2 separate regions of the Homo sapiens genome follow, and region 1 is linked to region 2. The links are chromatin contacts, found by Hi-C or POLR2A ChIA-PET in ENCODE. All regions are on one chromosome and are shown on one strand. The core of a region is the stretch at or near the end of the contact, and the rest is flanking DNA. Distances in the headings are between cores, read along the strand shown. Region 1 holds the start of SRSF9 (serine and arginine rich splicing factor 9). Region 2 holds the start of CIT (citron rho-interacting serine/threonine kinase).

Evidence for each region. Hi-C counts contacts between places; a loop is a spot of excess contacts on that map. ChIA-PET counts read pairs that join two places held with the same protein, here RNA polymerase II (POLR2A). Pooled maps may share reads with other maps.
Region 1: a loop to region 2 is called in a pooled map, with 6 times the contacts of the local background. The contact joins the promoter of SRSF9 here to the promoter of CIT in region 2. A Hi-C loop is called at or near these places in 1 of 50 pooled maps. POLR2A ChIA-PET finds 5 or more read pairs at or near these places in 2 of 52 experiments (PC-9 and naive thymus-derived CD4-positive, alpha-beta T cell).

The regions. Positions count from the first base shown.
Region 1 is chr12:120,468,298-120,474,648 of GRCh38, forward strand. It overlaps SRSF9 (serine and arginine rich splicing factor 9), which reads right to left and starts at 1,451. Exons shown (of 4, transcript NM_003769.3): 1 at 1,125-1,451. The coding sequence starts at 1,312. It also overlaps a transcript of DYNLL1 not described here. RefSeq lists silencers at 690-859, 1,110-1,409.
Region 2 is chr12:119,874,746-119,880,861 of GRCh38, forward strand. It overlaps CIT (citron rho-interacting serine/threonine kinase), which reads right to left and starts at 2,575. Exons shown (of 48, transcript NM_001206999.2): 1 at 2,504-2,575; 2 at 1,328-1,436. The coding sequence starts at 1,423. RefSeq lists an enhancer at 1,965-2,024 and a silencer at 2,255-2,334.

The DNA of each region.
Region 1 (6,351 bases), core at 201-2,700, 590 kb after region 2:
AAAAGCTAAATACACACCATGGCACTTGACCCATAGCAACTGTTGAAAAACCACAATGGCACGGTTACTAAATAAGCGAGGCATAGCCTTCTCCGGCTTAGGGGTAAAAATGCCCAGTTCCGGTTTTGAGGCAAATGAGGAGATACTAGGGATGAGCTGTCAGAGTCGACTCTTCAGCCATCAACGCCTCGCGGTGCTTCCTGCCTGCCCTTCCTCAGATGCTCCCCTTGCCCTATCAATACGTCCACCCCAGGTAGGTCGGACACCCTACGAACATTCCGCGTTCCCCGGGAGCAAATGATGCTAGGAAAACAGGGTGCGGGCTCTTATTTGGCCGGAGTGGAGTGACCAGGTCAGCGCCGCAGCTGCTAACCACCACCAACCACAGTTTTGAAAGTTCCTGGGCTTTTTCCGGCCTGAGGGCCGACGCTGTTTGCAAAATCACAAGCACTCCTTAGAGCGGGGTTAGGAATCTAGAGTTTCCAAATCCCTGGAACCTTTAGCATCTCGCCAAGCCTCCCTCATCAAAGGAGGGAAGTGAAATCAGAGCCCCACTCCGGCTGTTTTAGAAGTTTTCCCGAATCCGTGATCCCTTTACAAAGCCCGGGCCCTGGCCTGCGGGGCGGGGCGCGCGAACGGCGAGCTATTCCACCAGAGATCCCTCCACGACCTCCAGCGGCATCCGCGACCCTGCAGCTTGCTCTCCAGCCACGGCGAGCACGGGCCGGGGGAGAGGCGAGCGGGAAGGGCGAACGGCGACCCCCGCGCTGCCCCGCGGCCGCTTCCCCCTACGGTGCTGCCCCAGGCAGGAGGCGGACAAGGCTCATTTGGACCCCCCGAGGCCGGTGCAGGCGGGCTTGGGCCCTCCAAAGGCTCAGCTTTTGGGTTTCTAAGTAAAATATTGGAATAATAAAAATAAAGGAAGTGACGACGGCGCGAAGGACGGCCCGGGCCTGCGAGGAGAGGCTGCCTCATCCTCCACCCGTGAGGGGGCGCCGTGAGGGGTCTGCGCGGAGGCGGGGGGAGGGGAGGCCGGGGGGAGGGGAGCCCTGGGGGAGGGGACAGCAGGGAAGGCGGGGGCCTCAGGCACCGAGGAGGAGAGGGCAGGGGCGCGGGGGCCTCACCGGGGGTCCTCGAAGCGCACGAAGGCGAAGGGCACGAGGCCGTGCCGGTTCTTGAGCTCGATCTCGCGGATGCGGCCGTACTTGTAGAACAGGTCCTCCAAGTCCTTCTCGCGCACGTCGGTCGGAAGGTTCCCCACGTAGATGCGCCCGTCGCCCTCGCCGCCGCGCTCGTCCGCCCAGCCCGACATCCGCACCGCCCGACGCCGCGGGCCCGCCGCAGCCCACGTCGCCGCCGCCGCCTCAGCACGGGTCCCCCCGCAGCGTCCCCGCGGGCTCCGAGGCGCTCAGCCGCACTGCATTGTGGGAACGCGGAGCGGAAGCGAAGGGGTCGGCGGAGGCAAAAGGAGTCCTCTTAAAGAGAACGCGGCTGCGACCATTGCGCGTGCGCGCAGGCCGGCGCCCCCTGGAGGTGCGAAGGGCCTTCGGGCGCTGACAGGGAGAGCCTGGGGCCGGGCCGTGTGGATGCCATCCCCGAGCGCGGTTCGCGCTCGGCTGAGGCGCTGGACAAGTGGCTTGGGCTCCCGCGCCTCAGTTTCTCTCTGTGGCGCCGCCTACCTCACAGACTTGTGAGCACTCACTGACGTGGGTAGCGCCCAGGGCCTGCGGGGCGCAGGAGAGCTGGAGTCAGGCGGAGACCGCAGGCTGACCCCGCAGCGGCCGGGCTGTCGCGGCCCCCACCTCAGGTCAGTAGGCCCCCGGGCCACCCTGTCCCCATTTTACAGTTGCTCAGAACTGACGGTGTCAGCATGAGATGGACTCCATAGCTTGGCCTTGAGTTTGTCGGAGTCGAGGGAGTAAGACTCTTAATGAGTATCACAGCGATCACTATAGAGTGCATCCGACTTGTGCTTTTCATCCTCTCCCGGGCAGAGTCTGAGGCCACAGAGGGGTCAGGAATGGAACCCAGAGCCATGCTCCCATCCTAAGTACTGAGTCCTTATGGAGCTCAGGTAGACACCCACCTTGGCACTTACTTTTCCACATTCACATCCCAGAACGCGGAGCATTGAACCCAGGGACCTTACAGTGAGGCCTTGCACCAGAAGACTTTTTGTTTGTTTTTGATACAGGGTCTTATTCTGTTGCTCAGGCTGGAGTGCAATGGCGCGAACACGGCTCACTGCAGTCTCGATCTCGCTGGACTCAGGTGATCCTCCCACCTCGGGGCGCCGTGAGGGGTCTGCGCTGCGTCCAGCTAGTTTATTTTCTATTTTTTTTGTAGAGAGGCTGGTCTCGAACTCCTGGGCTCAACCGATCCTCCAGCCTTGGCCTCCCAAAGTGTTGGATTACCGGCTTGAGCCCGGCGCCCGGCTGGAATACTCCTAACCTAAAGATTGTTCAGGCTGGGTGCGGTGGCTCACGCCTGTAATCCCAACACTTTGAGAGGCCAAGGCGGGAGGATCACTTGAGGTCAGTAGTTCGAGACTAGCCTGGGCAACATGGGGAAACCCCGTTTCTACTAAAAATACAAAAATTAGCTGGGCGTGGTGGCGTGTTCCTATAATCCCAGTTACGCGGGAGGCTGAGGCAGGAGAATTGCTTGAGCCCGGGAGGCGAAGGTTGCAGTGAGCCGAGATCATGCCACTGCACTTCAGCCTGGGTGACAGAGTGAGACTGTCTCAAAAATAAATAAAGATTTTTCATATTAAAAATGAAACCTGGCTGGGCGTGGTGGCTCATGCCTGTAATCCCAGCACTTTAGGAGGCTGAGGTGGGTGGATCACTTGAGGCCAGGAGTTCAAGACCAGCCTGGCCAACATGGCAAGACCCGCCCCCCTACTAAAAATACAAAAAAAAAAAAAAATTAGCCAAGCTTGGTGGCACGCCTGTAGTCCCAGCTGCTTGGGAGGATGAGGCACGAGAATCGCTTGAATCTGGGAGGCAGAGGTTGCAGTGAGCCGAGATTGTGCCACTGCACTCCTCCAGCCTGGGTGACAGAGGGAGACTCTGTCTCAAAAACAAGACAAAACAAAAACAAACAAAAAAAGGGACTAAAACCACACATTTAATCAGAAGGTAGTTGATTTCTCATTATACCATCTGAGCATTTTAAAATCAAAACAAACCAAAGACTAGACACCCACATATACTACTGAGTGTATATCTTTTTTGGAATACAAGTTGATAGTATACATCAGGCTTTCATAATATACATATACCCTTCGATCTTGTAATTCTGCTTGTAGGATTTTTTGTTTGTTTGTTTTGAGACGGAGTCTTACACTGTCACCCAGGCTGCAGTGCAGTGGCGTGATCTCGGCTCACTGCAAGCTCCGCCTCCCAGGTTCATGCCATTCTCCCGCCTCAGCCTCCTGAGTAGCTGGGACTACAGGTGCCTGCCACCACGCCCGGCTGATTTTTTTATATTTTTAGTAGAGACAGGGTTTCACCGTGTTAGCCAGGATGATCTCAATCTCCTGACCTCGTGATCCGCCTGCCTCAGCCTCCCAAAGTGCTGGGAATACAGGCGTGAGCCACCGCGCCCAGCTGCTTGTAGGATTTTTATCAGACGGAAATAAGCAAGAGATTCTCATAATAAATTACATGTGTATATTTATCATTGCATTCTGTGCAATTAAAAAAATTAAACTTGATAATAAGGGAGTGGCTCAACACATTAACTTTGAATGTTACACAATTATTAAGTCATGTTTTTAATATGACAGAGATATTAAAGTCACAGTAATTTACAGTTAAAGTGAATTGAAAGTGGTGTTTAATGTATACACATATATAGTGTATTTGCTGCTTGTAACAAAAAAAAAATAGAAAAAGCTTTCCAAATGTTGTGGTTGTGGAGATATCTCTTGATGGCAGTGATTTCTATGTTTTTATTTATGCTTTTCTGTATTTCTCAAATTGTAATTAGCATGCACTACTTTTATAATTGGAATAAAACATAATAAATGATTCCTAAAATAAAACCATTATAACTATCTGTTGTATTCTGGATTATGTAAAGCATCTAGCTGTTCTCTAGACAAGCAGGAAAGAGCCCTGGCCAAATATGATCTCGAGTCTAAGTGTGCAGCCTTATAGGAGCTTACATATCCTATAGGCATCCGAAAGTCCAGATGCCTTCTCATTTTGGGTGGTGTGCTTAGGTGTATTAATACCATTCTCTGAGTCCTACCACTCCTATGTGATTGTTGCCTGGAAAGACAAAAAAGGAAAAAAAAGTGCTGTTGGAGACAATTGGGCAGTCTCCTAGGGAGAGAGAAATAGAGTCAGCTAAGTGACTCAATAGGACTGTAGGTGGAAAACTGCTTGCAAATAATAATAATTCAGCTTTAATTGTGCAATGTCCTGCAGCATACAATCTCCAAAGGAGTTCAGTTACCCAGCAGAAAATGTAGGGATGTGGTTAGTACAGGCTTCTTGGATTAGATAGAGCACAGCTAAATCCTTAGGAGGCATTTATGATCATCCATGAAACCCCCTTTATTCCTGTACTGACCTTTGCAGTTAGAACACAAATGAGACCACAATTATGACTTCATGTTCAAAGGGTTCATAGGTTCCATTCTCTGCTAAGGCCAGAGACTCTAGGCAGGGACACCTTTTAAACTTTTTGTTCATCTAGATATTCAACATTATTTATGATTTAGGTCCTGTATGAGGCCCAGGGCATGCAATAATACAGCTCTGTCCTTGAGTTGTGTATATAGGTTGCTATTCGGTCATGTAGAGTACAGTTGTGATAAGGATAAGCTGCTTGAGACTACATCGGAGGGTCACCTACCACAGTCTTAGAGATTCTAAGGAAGGCTTCTGGGAGGAGATGTTTAGAGTCTTGAAGAACCAGTAGGAGTTAACCAGGGGGAAGAGGGAAGGGCATTTCAGACAAAAATGAGGGCATGACTGCTGAGTGCAGTGGCAGTAATCCCAGCACTTTGGGAGGCTGAGGCAGGAGGATGGCTTGAGTCCAGGAGTTTGAGACCAGGCTAGGCAATGTAGTGAGACCCCTATCTCTACAAAAAACTTAAAAATTGCCAGGCCCAGTGGCTCATGCCTGTAATCCCAGCACTTTGGGGAGGTCAAGGTGGGTGGATCACTTGAAGTCAGGAGTTCGAGACCAGCCTGGTCAACATGGCAAAACCTCATCTTTACTAAAAACACAAAAATTAGTCGGAGGTGGTGGCGCACACCTGTAATCCCAGCTACTTTGGAGGCTGAGGCAGGAGAATTGCTTGAACCCGGGAGGCAGAGGTTGCAGTGAGCCGAGATTGCGCCACTGAACTCCAGCCTGGTCAACACCGAGACTCTGTCTCAAAAAAAAAAAAAAAAAAAAATTAAAAAATTATCTAGGCATGGTAACGTGCACCTGTGGTCTCAGCTACTTGATCTCGAACTCTTGAGCTCAAGTGATCCGCCCATCTCGGCCTCCCAAAGTGCTGGGATTACAGGCATTAGCCACGGCACCTGACAGTCCCAGCTACTTAAGAGGCTGAGGTGGGAGGACTGCTTGAGCCTGGGAGGTTGAAGCTGTAGTTAGCCATGATTGCACCACTGCACTCCAGCCTGGGCAACAGAGTGAGACTCTGTCTCAAAACATAAAAAAGGACACCATGAGAAATCACCCAAATAGGAGAGAGAGTAGCAGACCAGGGAAAATCCCTACTGGTGTGACTGGGGCAAGGAGTTCAAGCAGGGAAGAAGAGAGAAGGAGCTGAGGCACCACCAGCCTGGGCAACATGTTAAAACCCCGTCTCTACAAAAAATACAAAAATTAGCTGGGCATGGTGGCACACACCCATAGTCCCAGCTACTTGGGAGGCTGAGGGGGGAGAATCACTTAAGCCCAGGAGGCAGAGGTTGCAGTGAGCCAATATTGCACCGCTGCACTCCAGCCTGGGCGACAGAGTGAGATCCTGTTACAGAAATGGGCTTGTCCTTCTTTTCACCAAACTGAAAAGAAGCCTTTGATGTTGGCAGACTATTAAGAATTAATGCAGTTCCCACAGCAAGCCATTTATTCTCCACCAGAGTGTAGGGCAGTGCCCAACTGAAAAAAACAACATAAAAAAAAAAAAAAATCCCAAAACCAACAACAGCTCGGGTGATGAGTGCATGAAAATCTCAGAAATCACCACTAAATAACTTAAAGAACTTATCCATATAACCAAACACCACCTGTTCCCCAAAAACCTATTGAAATAAAAATTTAAAACAAACAAAAAACCAACAACGCCAGGCATAAAACATGCTGCAAACCTGCCCATCTGGT
Region 2 (6,116 bases), core at 1,325-3,824:
CGAGGTGACGGGCGCCTGTAGTCCCAGCTACGTGGGAGGCTGAGGCAGGAGAATGGCGTGAACCCCGGGGGGCAGAGCCTGCAGTGAGCCGAGATCGCGCCACTGCACTCCAGCCTGGGCGACAGCGAAGACTCTGTCTCAAAAAAAAAAAAAAAAAATCTTAAAAAATAAACATCCCTGCAATGAAAATGAATAGGATTATACCCACAGAAATTGTAGTTTTAAAAAGCATCTTTGTTCATTTATTTTTCTTTCTTCAATAAAAGGACAAACTTGCCCTGGTACAGGGGCTTATGCCTGTAAGCCCAACACTTGCAGAAGCTGTGACAAGTAGATCACTTGAGCCCAGGAATTCGAGACCTGCCTGGGCAACATGGTGAAACCTCATCTCTACAAAAAATACAAAAATTAGCCAGGTATGGTGGCACACACCTGTGGTCCCAGCTACTCAGGAAGCTGAAGTGGGAGGATCGTTTGAGCCCAGGAGGTCAAGGCTGCAGTAAGCCGTGATTGTGCCAATGCACTCCAGCCTGAGCCACAGAGCAAGACCCTGTCTTGCAAGCAACCAATCAATCAATGAATGAATAAACTTTAGTACAGAAGTGTAAAGTGTGAGAAATATGAAAAGATCTCCCTTCTAAGGCAAGTTCAGCTATCTACTTCTGCACAGTGTCTTTTTTCCAAAAGAATCAGTGCATATAAAACTCTAAATAGAGGGCCAGGTGCAGTGGCTCACACCTATAACCCCAGTGCTTTGGGAGGCCAAGGCAAGAGGCTCACTTGAAGTCAGGTGTTCTATATCAGCCTGGGCAACACAGTGAGACCCCATCCCTACAAAAAATTAAAAAATTAGCCAGGCATGGTGGCACAGGCCTAGAGTCGACAGAAGACCTTGTTTCAAACAAAACAAAACAGAATTTCCCCTAAAATATTATCCCTGGTCCTATAATAAAAGCAAGCTGGGCACGGTTCATGCCTGTAATCCCAGCACTTTAGGAGGCCAAGGCAGGTGGATCACTTGAGGTCAGGAGTTCGACCCTAGCCTGGCCAACATGGTGAAACCCCGTCTCTACTAAAAAGAAAAATACAAAATTTAGCCGGGTGTGGTGGCAGGCGGCTGTAGTCCCAGCTACTCTGGAGGCTGAGGCAGGAGAATCGCTTGAACCCAGGAGGCGGAGGTTGCAGTGAGCTGAGATTGCACCACTGTACTCCAGCCTGAGAGACTGAGACTCTAAATAAATAAACAAATAAATAAAAGCAAAGGTGAGTGACAAGGAGATTCCAAGGACACACACAGGTGAGCAAAGTTGGCAGGGTAGGCTGTTACCTGGAAGAACAGATTCAGCCTGGAGGCCCGGCTGGCAATGGGTTCAGCAGCACCAGCATCCAAAGGATTCCGCGCTCCATATTTGAACTTCAACATCTCCCCACTGGCGCTGAAAGGATATCAGAAAAGTCAAGTGTGTCCTATGTTTTGAGCAGGAAGGGCCTGAGAGATCCTGATCTCCCTCAAGATATCAGGGACAAGGAGGTGAAAATCAGCTACCACTCCAGTTTTAGGAAGCTCAGTCTAATCATGGAGATTAAACACCAGATTTTAACTCACTGTGACAGGAGATGATACACTTATCTGACATACTCTCTTACTTATAAATGTGTTTATTATCTCCCCCCTTAGAATGGAAGCTCCACAAGGGCAGAGATGTTTGCCCCCATGCAGTGGGGGCACACATAGCCTGGCACACAAATAGGTGCGAATAGTTATTAAATGAATGACTGAAATAAGCAAAATATATAGCTTGTTGTAAGGTGTTAAGTGCTATGGGGTAAAAACAAAATCGAGCAAGAAAAGGACAATGGGGGTGAGATGGTGCAATTTTTAGTGTGGTCAAATAAGACTTCACTGAGAAGCCACCATTTGACCCAAGACTTGAAGACCTGAAGCGAATGACCAGCAAGCCATGTTGATATCTGGGGAAAGAAAGACATCCGTGGCAAACGAAACAGCCAAGCCAAAAGCACTGAGGCAGGACCTGGCCTCTCCAGCAACAGCGAGGCCAGACGGACTGGAGCAGAGCGAAAGAGGCGGGGGCATCATGAGGTGATGGGGTGGGCACGGGGTATGAATACGCTGAAACAGAGAGGTTAAGTAAATGGCTAAGTTCACGCAGATAATAAGGAACCGGCCGACTACACTGGGCAGAATAATGCAGTTAGTGCTGACAGGAGGCAGAGCTGAAGAGACAAAGCACTCCGCCTGGTTTAGGGGAGGAGCAAGCCTCCTGCCCCAGCACCACTCGGCTGACCCCTCGGCTCCCAAGGAAGGTGGGCGCGCGCACAGCTAGCCCCGGAAGACCCTCCAGGCCTCCCGCAGCCCTGGGGGTGGAATCGCCGCCCTCCCCGGGGCGGGAGGGAAACCCGGGACTTGTATGGGTGGAGGCGGCCCTCCCCTGGCCTTGCAGAGCCGGGTGCGGTAGAATTGGGTCTGGGGGATCAGACTCACGCTCTGCGAACCCCCAGGTCTGCGATCTGTTCCGCCCCGCGCCTCCCGCCGCCGCGTTTGAACCCGAGGAACGGCGCGGGCGGGTCTCAGCCGTGTTTGGACCAATCAGCGTCTCCGCTCCTATGATAGACATGGGCGTCTCAGCCAGGCCCCGCCCATGTCCCTAAAGGCATGGAGGAAAGTGAAGGGGAGAGCCAATCAAATTGCATCTTCCTTTGACTCGCGACCAACGGGAAAAAGGGAAGGGCAAAATCAGCAGGGCAGGTCTTGGAAGTTTGAAATTGGCGGTTACGCAGGATGCTGCGTTTGAGGACGCGACTGTTAATCTAGGATCCCTGAGGAGGTCGCCAGGGCGCTGTCCCCTGCTCTCGGCCACCTGCAAGGAGGAAGGCAGCCAGGCTGCTCTGCCTGGTCTTCTTTCTCTCTCATGTGGCTAAGGTAGAAGTACTTGTTACCTGGGGAAGCCCAGTGGTCCTCTGCTACAGCTGAGGCAGCGAATGTTTTGAGCTTGACTTCAACCTACCTTGATTACTCTATCTCCGGGCTGACTGCCCTGCAAGGAGTTGGTGACAGTCATTGAGACTGTCTGAAAGGACACTTTAAAATAAATTATAGACGAGATACTTAAACAGGCACTTCACCAAAAAGGAAATCCAGATGACCAACAAATGTGTGAAAGTTGTCAACCTCGTTCATAATCAGAAAATATGAAAAATAAAGTCACAGTGAGAAAGAATAACACTCAAATTCGAGAACAACAACAACAAAAGGATGTGACAGTGTTTGCGAAGATGTGGAAGTACACACACTTATACAGTACCCGTAGGCGTGTAAATGGATACAATCTCTTTGAAATTTGAAAAAAAAGTTTGGCATTATTTGCTAACATTGAAGATTTGTGCATTCTATGACTATTGCTAGGTGTAGTTTCTCTACCTAAGAAAAACTCCTATTTATTTATTTATTTTGAGATGGAGTCTTGCTCTGTCTCCCAGGCTGGAGTGCAATGGCACGATCTCGCCTCACTGCAACCTCCACCTCCCAGGTTCAAGCTATTCTCTTGTCTCATCCTCCCAAGTAACTGGGATTACAGGTGCATGCCACCATGCCCAATTGTTTGTATTTTTAGTAGAGATGGGGTTTCACCGTGTTGTCCAGGCTGGTCTTGAACTCCTGACCTCGAGTGATCTGCCCACCTCGGCCTCCCAAAGTGCTGAGATTACAGGCCCTGAGCCACCACGCCGGCGAGAAACTCCTACTTATGTACACCAAGAGATGTGTATAAGAATACAAAATAGTGTTCGCAAAAAACTGGAAGTGATATAAATGTCCATCAGCAGTAGAAAAGACAAAATTGTATATTGCAGTGTTTTCACAAGCAATGAAAAAGAATAAACTGCAACTAACCACAATGACATAATGAGTCTCAAAACAAGGCCTAATGAAGGAAGCAAGAAAATAACATATGATTCCATTATGATTCCATTCTTATAAGTTCCAAAACAGGACAAAACAAAGCAACATTGTTTAAGGAGGGATGTATTAGGTTGATGCAAATCATTGCAGTTTTTGTCATTGTTTAAAGTAATGACAAAACCATAAAGAAAGCAACAGCCAGAATAGTAGTTACCTGGGGTTGGGATGGAGGCCTTTCAGGGTGTTGGGGTGCTGCTGTGATCTATTTCTTAACCTAGGTAGCAACAATATGGATGTGGTTTCATAATGATTAAATTGTGTGTATATGTGTGCACGCATGTGTGTGTGTGTATGTTCTATTTATATATGTAAAGTCCTTTTTGTACTCTCCTAATTCTACAGTAGACAGAACTGGAGATGTGTTCTCTCTCTCACACACACACACACACACACGCACACCAGCACATAATTAGAGCTACAGGCTTGCTTAATACACATTTGTTCTTTTTTCCTTCCCCAAACATAACTTACTTCTTGTTCCCGGGGCCAATAATGGATAGCTACTATTTATCAAGCACCTCTTTTTTTTTCTTTTTTCTTAGACAGAATCTCACTCCGTCACCCAAGCTGGAGTTCAGTGGCACAATCACGGCTTACTGCAGCTTCCACCTCTCCAGGCTCAAGTGATCATCCCACCTCAGCCCTTCCAGTAGCTGGGACCACAAGAATGTACCACCATGCCTGGCTGTTTTTTTGTTTTTTTGGGTTTTTTTTTTTGTAGAGATGGGGTCTCCCTATGCTACCCAAGCTGATCTCAAATTCCTGTACTCAAGCAATCATCCTGCCCCGACCTCCCAAAGTGCTGGGATTACAGGTGTGAGCAACTGCGCCCAGCCCAGAAACTTCTATATAAAGAAAATAACTGGCCAGACCCAATGGCTCATGCCTGTAATCCCAACACTTTGGGAGGCCAAGATTGGTGGATCACTTGAGGTCAGAAATTTGAGACCAGACTGGCCAATGTGGTAAAACCCCATCTCTACTAAAAATACAAATTAGCCTGGCGAGGTGGCAGGTGCCTGTAATCCCAGCTACTCAGGAGGGTAAAGCAGGAGAATCACTCGAACCTGGGAGGCGGAGGTTGCAGTGAGCTGAGATCTCACTTGCCACTGCACTCCAGCCTGGGTGAGACAGTGAGACTCGGTAAAAAAAAAAAAGAATAATTATCATTGGCTGAGTGCTTTCTAGGTTTCTAGGTGCAAGCCTTCAATAGCCCCTGAAGTAGGCACTATTATTAGCATCCACCCCTATGGAAAGGAGCCACTCTCACGCTGGCTCAGAGGCAAATATCCCAGATATTCCCTGTTTCCCAAAGATGTGTCCCCACAACTGGTATGAGCAACACTTTCAAGTGGCAAAAAAAGTCACTTATTTGTTAAATTATATATTTTACTATATGTTAGAAAAACTATAGCTAGCCCATCCAACCAAGTATTTTATAGATGATACCACTTGGAGTGAGACCAAAGGAAATATTTAAGAAGAAAAAATGAGCCAGTAAAGGAAATATTAAGTAAACAGTAGTACAGGTTGTACATGGGTATAGCTTTAGAACAAATCTTGAAATTTGGGAAACACTGCATCATTTGACATAATTCTTAAGCAAGCCTCTGAAGTAGGCATTATTGTTAGCAACCCCATTTTACCAGCAGAGAAATTCAAGCTTAGAGAAATTAAGTCACATACTAGTAAACAGTGGAGCCAGGACATCAGTTGGTTCTTTCATTCTAAAGCCCATTTTGATAACCACCAAACTGTATTGACTTATGTTTATCCCAGCACCTAGCACATAATATTTATAAATATTTGTGGACTAAATGATGAAATCTAACTCCATGTGCATTTGATTACAATTTAATTACTTCTTTCCAGCCTACCAACAATCAACTTTGCAGGCTCTCAATAGAAGTGTACTGAATTTACAAATGAATTGCCTTCTGATTCTACACACACCATTTATTATACCTTCTCATGGTGCAGGTATTCCAGAAGCAGTGGTTCACAACCTTGCATTCACACTGAGATCACCTGGGAAGCTTTAAAATAACATTGATACCTGGGCCCCATCCTTGGAGATCCTCATTTCACTGTTCCAGGATCAAGCCTAGGAATTGGAAGTTGATCAAGCTCCCCAAGT